Linked DNA regions of Homo sapiens: region 2 is linked to region 1. The links are chromatin loops, found by intact Hi-C in ENCODE. Cell type or tissue: endothelial cell of umbilical vein. All regions are shown on one strand. Links, peaks and the distances in the headings refer to the core of each region. The heading gives the core; the rest is flanking DNA. Region 1 holds the start of FADS3 (fatty acid desaturase 3). Region 2 overlaps FADS2 (fatty acid desaturase 2).

Region 1 (5,470 bases), core at 168-5,167:
ATTGGCTGCGAATCAATGAGAAAACTGTGTGATGGAAGTCTCAGGATCCCAAGCTAAATGTTAAGTCAGTAATTCCACTTGGGAGGAACCCCAGCATGGGCCTGGCACCAGGCAGGAAACAGTGATGAAATAAAAGCTTTCTGTATCCCAGCCGGGCGTGGTGGCTCACGCCTGTAATCCCAGCGCTTTGGGAGGCCGAGGTGGGTGGATCACGAGGTCAGGAGTTCGAGACCAGCTTGGCCAACATGGTGAAACCCCGTCTCTACTAAAAATACAATATGCTGGGCGTGGTGGCGCGTGCCCGTAATCCCAGCTACTCGGGAGGCTGAGGCAGGAGAATCGCTTGAACCTGGGAGGCGGAGGTTGCAGTGAGCCAAGATGGCGCCATTGCACTCCAGTCTGGGTGGCAGAGCAAGACTCTGTCTCCGGCGGTTGGTGGGGAGTAAAGTTTTCTGTATCCATACTGTCCTCTAGGTTACAAAAGACTAGAGCAGGCCGGGAGTGGTGGCTCATGCCTGTAATCCCAGAACTTTCGGAGGCTGAGGCAGGAGGAATGCTTGAACCCAGGACTTTGAGACCAGCCCGAGCAACATAGTGAGACCCTGTCTCTATTTTTAAACAAATAATAATAAATAAAATAGATACTTTTTTAGAAAAAGACCAGAGCAGGCATCCACAAGACTCCTTGAAGGGAGGCCAGGGCTCAGCAAGGCCTTTGGGGAGAAGCCGTGCCCCTCACCTCGCCACGCCCTGGCAGAAAGGCAGGCACACACACCACACTCACCCAGACATGCAAACACCTGCACGCTCAAATACTGCCCCCAGGCTGCTTCATCCCACGGCTGTGCTGTCCCCTCGGGCCAGCGTCTGGCGCCTGAACAGCCACGGACAAGGCGTTCTCTTTTTTTTTTTTTTCTTTTTTTAGAATTTCAGGAGGATTCTTATTCTCACTCCTCAGCTTCATGGGGTGGAAGGGGAAAAGAGGGGCTTTCTTCCTCAAAGAGTCCAGTGAAGATTGTCCAACATGCTGGAGATGGCAATCGGCAGAGAGCAGGTGGCCCTGTCAAGAGGGACGCCGACAGTCCTGGGACTGGACAGAACCTCCGCTGCTGCCCAAAAAGCCAGCATTCAGGATTCATGTCCTCGGGTCTTGAAGACCTTCCTGATACCCAGTGTGGCCAACCTAGAAATTTGGAGGGTCAAGGACAGGGCATCGTGGCCCCAACCCCTATTATGCAGGTGGGTAACTAAGGAAAAGGGGCTGGTCGGGCTGCTCCACCACTGGACTCCAGCCAGACAGTACCCTGGGGCCAGGCTACATCCCTGCCTGTCTAGACAGGGGCTGGGATTGGGAAGTTGGGGTCCCCAGGGGCCAGCCTGTTCCTGGGGTGACTGTGCTTCCAGGAGAGGCCCACCCAGCCTGGCTGGCAAAGCCCTCCCACGTGCAGCTGCTAGCCCGGAGAGGTGAGTCACTGTCCCTGAGCCCTTTACAGAAGCTCTTGGGAAAGCCACAGACCTCAGGCCGGCCCAGCCCCCAGCCTCTAATGGCATGTCCTTACCGGCCCCTGGGGACCCTGCCCTGCCCTACCCCTAGCACTCAGCAAGCACCCAGCATGGGGACCCAGAACTGAAACAGGGACCTGGGAGCAACAGGGCAGCCCCTCACCCAGGGCAGGCTCTGCAGCATGACACACCCACCTCTGAGGCCCCCTCCTCCCCCGCAGACCTGCTCCGTGGACAGCTGCGGGTCCTCCACGCAGGGAACTGCCCTCCCTACCCCACATCTGGCCCTGGCTAGTCCACCCCAACTCTGGGTCCCGGCGTGGAGGTCAAAGGTCAGCGAGGGGAGGGAGGATGCTAAGGCCCCACAGGTGGAGCGGGACATCACGCCCACGACCGAGCTCCAGGCTCCACCCGCCGGTGGGTGGCTTCCTTATGGCTTCCTTACCGTGGCGTCCTCAGCGCCGTGGTGGCCGATGAGGCGGCTGCCCCCTGGGTGCCGCTGTGCCCAGCGGCTGATGTCGTAGACGCGGCGCTCGATGACCAGCCACTTGTCGCCGGGCTGGTCGTGCGCGCGGATCTGCTCCCAGCAGAAGGTGGGCAGCGGCGCCCCCGGCTGCGCGGGTCCCTCCCGCGGTCCCGGCTCCCCGACGCCGCCCATGCTGCACGCACGAGTCCTGGGGATCCCAGGCGGTGGCCGAGGTCCGAGCAAGACCCCGAGGGAAGCGAAGAGCGCTCCCGGGCGCCGCCTCCGCCGCCGCCCGCTGCTCCGGCCCCGCCCTGCCGCCGCGGCCGCCGTACGAGCGAGCGTGCGCCTCCCGGCTCGCGGCGCAGGGAACTCCCCGCCTTATAACCGCGCGGACGGCGCCCGCCTCGCCTCGCCTGCCCCCCCGCCCCCGGCCAGGCCCCGGCCCCCAAGGCTGGCTGACCCCCCGCGTCCGCTCCAATCCAGGCGCGGGGCCTCGGTCTCCATTGGCCGCCAGGGAGGGCGGCGTCGAGGCGGCCCGCCCCTCCCGGGAGGACAGCGGCCGCCACCCAGCCCTGCCCCGGGGCACCGTCCCGCCCCCTTTTCCCGGGCTGCCGGCTTCCAGGTTCTTGACTCCACCCGGAGCGCGGGGCCTGGGGACACAACACGCACCTGTTGGGCGTCCCGCAGCGCCTCGCCACGCCCTCGGGAACCGGAGGCGGAGTCCCGGTCTGTGAGCAGCGGGGCCTGGGGGGCTTCCAGCCGCGCGTCCTGCAACGTCAAATCCAGTGCGCCCAGAGGGGGGACGCTGTCTCGGGGTGCCTGTGAACAGCCTTCAAACCATGGGCCCCAATCTCTGCGGGGCCCCCACCGCCGCTGCAGCTCTCTCGGAGCCCTCTGCTGGGGGCGGGTGGCCTCCCCTCCGCCCTCGGCGCTGCAGGGCTGGGGATGCCCAGGGGTGGCCAAGGGGGAGGTAGGGGAGCAGGAGGGCACTGGCGCGTGGAGGCGGGCGCTGCCATCCATGGGCTGAGGACACCTGTGCTTGTTACTGCTTCCCCGCCCCTCTTTTTTGTTTTGAGACAGGAGTCTCACTCTGTCGCCCAGGCTGCAGTGTAGTGGCATGATGTCGGCTCACTGCAGCCTCAACATCCTAAGCTCAGGAGATACCCCCACCTCAGTCTCGGGAGTCCCCAGCTGGGACTACAGGCGCGCCCCATCATACCCGGCTAATTTTTGGTGTTATTTTATTTTTGTAGAAATGGGTCTTGCCATGTTGCCCAGGCTGGTCTTGAACTCCTGGACTCAAGTGACCCTCCCGCCTCCCAAAATGCTGGGATTACAGGCATGAGCCACTGCACCCGGGCCCCATCCGCTTTTTTTAATTTAAATACATTCAAGTCCTTTTGAAAGTGTAGGTAGCTCCCCTAATTGCTTCGGATTTCTTTGTGATAAATATACCTGTTCCTAAAAGTTAAGCGTTCACAGCAGCAAGGAATTCAAATCAGGCTAAAGTTACTTCCAGAGCGCTGGTCGTCAATCTTCCATCAGAACCACCTGAAAGGCTTCCATCAGAACCACCCAGGAGGGTTATTCGGTGGGTCTGGTGTGGAGGCAGAGACTTACATGGCCAGTTCACAGGTGATGCTGACCGGCTGGTTGGGGAAATGCACTTAGAAAACCCTAAGTATATTTCTCTGATATGCTAATATTTTGTCTTGGTCTAAAGAGGACCAGTATCCCCAGAAGGGCAGAGGGGGCGAGTTCTCCCTGGTACCAGGAGCTCCTGCCTTTGCTTGTCAGGACATCCAGCAAGGCCCATGATGTCATCAGGCACCGGGGCTGCCTGGGCCCTCTCCACTGAGGCACCCACTGACCATATCCTGGAACCCCAACCTGGCACATGTGTGTGGGGGTGCAAGAGCATGGCTGGTGGCCCTGGCCCAAGGGGGCTGCAGGCACCCCTACCCCGTACCATGTTCACACAGCACAGGAATGGAGAAGGCAGATTCTTGAAGGAATGCATCCCCTGCACCAAAATCCACTGAAGGCATGGACCTGGCCCTGGCCCCACCTTCAGCAGCCCTGAGTGGTCAGATGTGGCCATCCTAGGGGCTTCTTCCTTGGAGCCAGCCCTGGCCTGGTCTCAGCCCCTGTGTGTGAGGTGGTTGGGGGTTGTGATAGGTTAGAACCTCCACTTTCCCCAGCTGCCCCCAGAAGAGATGGGGAAGATGAAGGGGGGGCCACAGAATCATGCAAGAGCCGTGAGTGAGGGCAGGGATCACAGCCCTATTGGCCAAGTCCTCCTCGAAGGGATCACTGTGGAGGCCAGGCGGAGCTCCTCAGAATGCTCCTCAGGAAAGAGGGGCTGCACACAAATGGGCAACACACACACGAAAAGGTGCTCAGCATTGCTAATCATCAGAGAGCTGCAAATGAAACCACAATGAAATACTGTCTCACACTTGTTAGGAGGGCTCCTATAAAAAAGAAAAAGGCCTGGAATCCCACCACTTTGGGAGGCCGAGGCAGGAGGATTGCTTGAGCCCTGGAGTTCAAGACCAGCCTCGGCAACATAGCAGGAACCCCGTCTTTAATAAATAAATACATAAATGAAAAAATCATGCCAGGCATGGTGGTTCACGCCTGTAATCCCAGCACTTTGGGAGGATCTCTTGAGCCTAGGGGTTCGAGACCAGCCTGGGCAACATGACAAAACCCTATTTCTACAAAAAAAAAAAAAAAAAAACTAGCAGGGCATGGTGGTGCGTGCGCCTGTAGTCCCAGCTACTTAGGAGGCTGAGGTAGGAGGATCGCTTGAGCCTGGGAAGCAGAGGTTGTAGTGCCCCAAGATCATGCCATTGTACTCCAGCCTGGGCTACAGAGGGAGACCTGGTCTCAAAAAATCAAATCACACGTGTTGGCAATGATGCAGAACCCTTGTGCATTGTGGGTAAGAATGTGAAGTGCTATAGCCAACTATAGAAAAGAGTATGAAAATGGCTTTAAAATGCCTATGATTCAGCAATTCCATTTCTGGGCATATACCCAAAAGAACCGAAAGCAGAGTCTTGAGGAGATATTTGTACATCTATTTTCTTAGCAGCATTATTCACAATGGCCAAGAGGTCATTGTGAGGCAGCACAACTGTCCATCCACAGACACTGGATAAACAAAACGTGGTCAGGCCAGGCGCGGTGGCTCACACCTGTAATCCCAGCACTTTGGGAGGCTGAGGCGGGCGGATCACCTGAGATCAGGAGTTTGAGACCATCATGGCCAACATGGAGAAACCCTGTCTCTACTAAAAATACAAAAATTAGCCAGGCATGGTGGCGCATGCCTGTAATCCCAGCTACTCAGGAGGCTGAGGCAGGAGAAAGGCTTGAACCCAGGAGGTGGAGGTTGCGGTGAGCCGAGATCGCACCATTGCACTCCAGCCTGGAGTAATAATTAATTATAATATAATAAAATTAAAAATAAAAAATAAAACGTGGTCTATGCAT
Region 2 (5,256 bases), core at 1-5,000, 58 kb before region 1:
ATCAAACCTGGCTTAAGTGGCAGTGCTCAGACTTAAACTCAGAATCTGACCTCAAGTCCTCCCCTCCCAGCTTCCTTCCCTTCCTGTTGCTACCTCTGATCTCTTCCCTTTGGTACTGCGGTGCTTCTCTCGCCTTTTCCTTGCTGTGGGCAAAAGGAACCCTCACCCGCGCCCTAAGAGCGTGTCTGCTCTTTTCACAGCAGTCCCACCACTGCAGAACTGTTCATCTTCAGCGACAATTCATCAAACATTAATTGAGTGTCTCCATGGCTCTGAGCTGGGCCCAGACACAGAGATGAATTATTCACAGACAGAGACCTGAAGCTGTGGGATGTGCTCCCCCTGCTCTCTCTCAAGCTGGGGCTTGGATCTGGACCCTCTGCCTCTAGACATCAGCCCCCTACCCCTAGCCCTTGTCTCAGCAACTGTTCCTGCCCGGTCTGCATTGGTGACCTCTTAGAATCAAGGGAAGGTGAGAAGAGACCAGAGGTTTGTTCCACCTTTCAACCTGCTCCTATGTTATTCTTGTGAAAACGCAACAGATCGAAAGTGGAACTCTGGCCTCCTTTGCACGGGGCAGGAGGGTTGTAGTATTTAGAGGCAGGAGACCTGGGTTCCAGCCCCAGCTTTATGAATTCCCAGGCCTGGAGGGCAGCTCCATCTCCCCAGCTGAGATCTGGGTGGGAGCTGTCCAATTTCTGTGGCTGTAGCCTCAGCATCCCCAGGAAGCAGTTCTGAGATGAAAGTGGAGAATGGCATCAATTTCTTCATGCCCAGGTTGCCTTTGTAGGGGCCTGTCTCCTGTGCAGCCCTGCCTTTCTGCCCTCAGGGTAGTGCATGGACCCTGTGTTATGGGGGAGGCTCTCACTGCGGGGCTCTTTGGCCACAGAGCACTGCCCCACCAGCCTCCATTGCTTCTTTCCTTGGAGGGGACATGGCATAGGGGCTTCCTGCCCTGCCTGCCTCTCTCTGCTGCAGAAAGGAAGTCAGCATCCCTGTCTTGCTCTTCATTTCCACTGGAGAATGCGAGGATCCCTCCTGTGCATCTCCACACTCTTAGATCACTTGTTCCATAAAGTTCTGGTCCGCAGGGCTGCCACCTACTGCACTGTGTGCCCTGTGCTTGCCCGTGCTGCACTTCCCAAATCCTAGGCAAAGTGCCCAGTTGTGCAGCATTCGATCAGAGATTAGCCTTGCTCCCCAGAGGACATGGGCACGGCCATAAACAAATCCTGGCACCAGGTGCTCAGTGGATGGCGAGCAACTGTGAGTTGTACCCAGAGTGGGGCAGGGGCAGGGAAAATGTCCCTGTGGAGAAGTTGACTGGCATCAGACCTGGGTGATGGCAGAAGCAGGAACTGGCAAAGAGCGAAGTGTGACAAGCGCTTCAGAATCAGGGTGTTCTGACCTCCCCACCTCACACACCTGCCCTGCCGAGGCGGGTGCATCTCTGCTTTCTCCACCTGTTTACCAATCCTTTCTCTTCCCCATGTCCCGGGTCCTCTTCCTGGAAAGTCTCTGGCTTCTCTCCCGTTACACTAGGATAGAGCCTGGTTCCAATTCTTGGTCCAAAGACAAAGTTTGGGTTGGCCCTCCCTTGCCTTGAATCCTGGTCTGCCTTATACCTGCCAGATATTTCTGTAACCCGGCAGGTGCTGGAAACCTTCTGCCAGCGTTTGAGACACATTTATGGCAATGTGAAGGGAGAGACACAAAATATAATCAACTCTCAGGGAGGAGGACACTCATGTTGAGGGAAGCCTTTGTATGAACAGCGGGCAATGCTCAAGGTAGCCACATGTGACTCAAACTCTACTCAGCTCATTCCCGAGTGTGATAGTGGGCAGGTGGCTCTGCCAACCTACGCCTGATTTCTTATCTCTAAAAAAGGACCTGCCTCACGAAGTTTGGTAAAGATGCCTGGCTGATGTATGCAAGCCACTCCCATGGCCCCGTGGCTCGCCTGCGTCACCTCAGCAGGTGGCAGCTGTAGCAACCACCAGCGTGGGGATGCCGGAGAAGGCTTTTGGTGTTCCAGAGGCAGAAGCCAAGTTGTGTGAAACGCGGAAGAGGACAAGTGTCTGGTCATGACTGCACAGTGGGAAAGTATGAGATCAGAGTGTGTGCAGCTGTGGGGTCCTGGGTCCATTTATTCCCTCGTGAGCCATCTTATTAGGCCCCGTTACAGGCACTGTGTTTATTGCAGCGAACAAGACAGGTGCAGGCCTTCCCAACTGGGGTTTATGCTCCAGCGGGGGACGCAGGCCATAAACAAGTGGGTACGTCACGCAGTCTGATGACGAACCTTGATGACTGCTATGAAGATCTAACAGGGCAATGACCCAGGGAAGGCCCAGGGCTGGGAGAGCTCTTTTGGATGTGATGTTGGGAAAAGCCTCTTGGAGGTGATGTTGAGGCTGAGTCCCGAATGGAGGCAGCCCTGGTGTGGAAAGGAGCGTGGTATGTTCAAGGGCGGTCCGCACCAGGCCTGCTCGGAAAGCTGCCACACTGACCATGGGCAAGGAGCTGATCCAACAGACTGCTCGGTTTTCTAAAACGGCAGGAAGCGTGTGGCACGTGAGAAAAGAGTCCTTAGAGGCAGATGGACCTGGATTTGATCCTGGCTCTGCCACCTGGAGCCCAGGACTTTGCTTCCTGAGCTCCTGCATCTTCACCTCAGAAGTTGGGGCTTGAGGCCTAAGGGAGTAACATGAGCAACACTCCTGGCTCCCTGCCTGGCGCATGCCCATTACCCCTGGGCTCAGGGAGGTGAGGCTGCCCGAGAGCCCTCTGGAAATGGCTGAGCAGCAACCAAGGTCAAGGCAGGGCTCGTCATCTGTCTGCTCCCTTGGAGTTGGAACCTCGACTGCAGGGTTCGGGTGTTGGGGAGGCAGCAGGAGTGGAGATGAGTCTATTTGCAAGCCATTGAGTCTTGCCTTTCAATGAGACAAGAGGAATCCATTAGTTATCAGCCACTGCAGCTGCTTCTCAGGAAACTGCCTTACCAGGGACTTCCTGTTCATTTCTCAAAGGCCGTGGTGTGATGTGAGGAGGACCAATGAAGGGGCTTTTTCAGGCCCAGCCCTGGGCCCTGACTTTGGCAGCTCCTCCGGGCCTCTCCCAGGGCCTTGCTCATTTTGCATAGGCGGCTGAGGCTCTGGTGGGGACTGATCACCCCACCCAGAGCCAGCAAAGCTGGTCACCACTGCAACCCTGGGCTCCTCCCTGCCCGCACCCTGGGCCTCCTCCCTGCCTGCCCCCCCACCCCAGCCCTCCTCCCTGCCTGCCCCCAGGGCCTCCTCCCTGCCTCCCCAGGGACTTCTCCCTGCCTCCCCAGGGACTTCTCCCTGCCTCCCCAGGGCCCTGGAATAGCACGTCTCTTTTCCCTGAAAATACTCTTGACCTGATCCTCTGCTACCATCCCTTTTCGGCTCGGCTAGTGGGTCACAGGCATTTTTTAAGAAACCGTGGGCCCAGTTTTCTCCTGCACGAAGTGTTGCTTTGTCAGTCTGTTCTAGACACAAATAGAACAAAGACCAAGCAAAGGACTTGATGCCAGCAATGCAGTAAGGAGATGATGGGAGACTGGCAGTTACCCTTGGGAGATCCTTACGTGTGGGGCTGAAAAGATTTCCAGGAGTGGTTAGCACTTTCTCCACCTTCCCCCGACCCTTTTTTTTTTTTTTTGAGATGGAGTCTCGCTCTGTCGCCAGGCTGGAATGCAGTGGCACGATCTCAGCTCACTGCAACCTTCCACCTCCCTGGCTAAAGCAATTCCCTGCCTCAACCTCCCAAGTAGCTGGGATTACGGGCGTGTGCCACCACACCTGGCTAATTTTTTTTTTTTTTTTTGTATTTTTAGTAGAGACGGGGTTTCACCATGTTGGCCAGTCTGATCTCAAACTTCTGGCCTCAGGCAATCCGCCGCCTCGGCCTCCCAAAGTGCTGGGATTACCGCACCCGGCCCCCTCTTCTTTTTAATTTTGAAATTTTCCCAACATCCTTAAATGTTGAAGGAACAAGCAAACACCTGTGTATCCTCAACCAAGATTCACTAGTCTTAACATTTTGCCACATTTGCGTTTTTCCTCTTTATATGTGTGCAGTTGCCTTTTGAAAATAAGCTGCGTCATTGTGTGATCACATCCCTAAGGTCTTCAACATTTCCGGAGAAAAAAGGAAGAGATGCTCTAACATCATCACAGTACCTTTGTCACATTTAAGAAAATTAATAGTAATTCCTTGATATGATCAAATATCTGGTCCATATTCATTTTTTCTCATTCAACTCCCGAAAAACCTGGTATAACTTCTTTTTTCCTTCAAGTGAGAGCCTGTCACATTAAAGAATTGCAGGATGTTGTTTTGTTTGTTTGTTTGTTTGTTTTTTGAGTCAAAGTCTCACTCTGTCGCCCAGGCTGGAGTGCAGTGGTGCAATCTTGGCTCACTGCAACCTCCACCTCCTGGTTTCAAAGGATTCTCATGCCTCAGCCTCCTGAGCAGCTGGGATTACAGGCGTGCGCCGCTACACCTGGCTAATTTTTGTATTTTCAGTAGAGGTGGGATTTCACCATGTTGCCCAGGCCGATCTCAAACTCCTAACTTCAGGTGATCGCCCTGCCTCGGCTTCCCAAAGTGCTGGGATTACAGGCATGAGCCACTGTGCCCGGCCTGTTTGTTTTTTGAGACAGGGTCTCACTCTCTTGCCCAGGCTGGAGTGCAGTGGCACCATCATTGCTTATTGTATCTTCCTGCCTCAGCCTCCCGAGTAACTGGAGTTATTGGTGCAGGCCACCATGCCTGGCTAATTTTGTTTATTCTTAGTAGAGACAGGGGTCTTGCTATGTTACTCAGGCTGGTCTTGAACTCCTGGCCTCAAGTGATCCTCCTGCCTCTGCCTCCCAAAGTGCTGGGATTACAGGCATGAGCCCCTGCGACCAGTCAAGAGTTGCAGTTTTTATATCATTTTAGTCTCTTTTAATCTAGACCATGCTTCCGTACTTTTGTTTTTTCCACAAACTTGTATGTTTTTCCCCAGCTATATTGATTTTTCTGATTGTTTCTCATGGTGGAGTTTGACTGGTTTGCCAATCCTACCAATGTCTGGAAGCTTGATTTGATGCAGATTACACAGTGTTCACCACTGGGACATTCTATTGCATCCCCTCAGGGGAGCCTGGTGCTGGCTCATCTCTAATAGAAATACTAGATTTTTTATGAGATAATTCATGTAATATGCATAATATGTATAGAAAA

The links. Peaks named below come from ENCODE experiments on the same cell type or tissue, not always from the same donor. Only the 100,000 strongest peaks of a DNase experiment are listed, where the experiment ranks them.
Region 2: a loop joins it to region 1, with 4 times the contacts of the local background. A loop is called at or near these places in 10 of 110 quality-filtered maps.

The regions. Positions count from the first base shown.
Region 1 is chr11:61,889,221-61,894,690 of GRCh38, forward strand. FADS3 (fatty acid desaturase 3) reads right to left here and starts at 2,325. Exons shown (of 12, transcript NM_021727.5): 1 at 1,949-2,325. The coding sequence starts at 2,161. RefSeq lists enhancers at 656-1,345, 1,346-2,034, 1,624-1,793 and silencers at 1,994-2,123, 2,224-3,033. In endothelial cell of umbilical vein, for the core only: no CTCF peak of the experiment used is centred there; DNase peaks (open chromatin) are centred at 1,451, 2,591 and 4,991; H3K4me3 peaks cover 2,096 bases; H3K27ac peaks cover 1,715 bases.
Region 2 is chr11:61,831,726-61,836,981 of GRCh38, forward strand. All of the region lies in intron 1 of FADS2 (fatty acid desaturase 2), which reads left to right. Among named protein-coding and RNA genes, the nearest start is that of FADS2, 6.1 kb to the left of the region's middle. RefSeq lists enhancers at 1,650-2,517, 2,518-3,385, 2,561-2,610, 2,721-3,080, 2,832-3,126 and 1 more, a cis regulatory region at 2,869-3,203 and a silencer at 3,261-3,320. In endothelial cell of umbilical vein, for the core only: no CTCF peak of the experiment used is centred there; a DNase peak (open chromatin) is centred at 2,996; H3K27ac peaks cover 3,070 bases.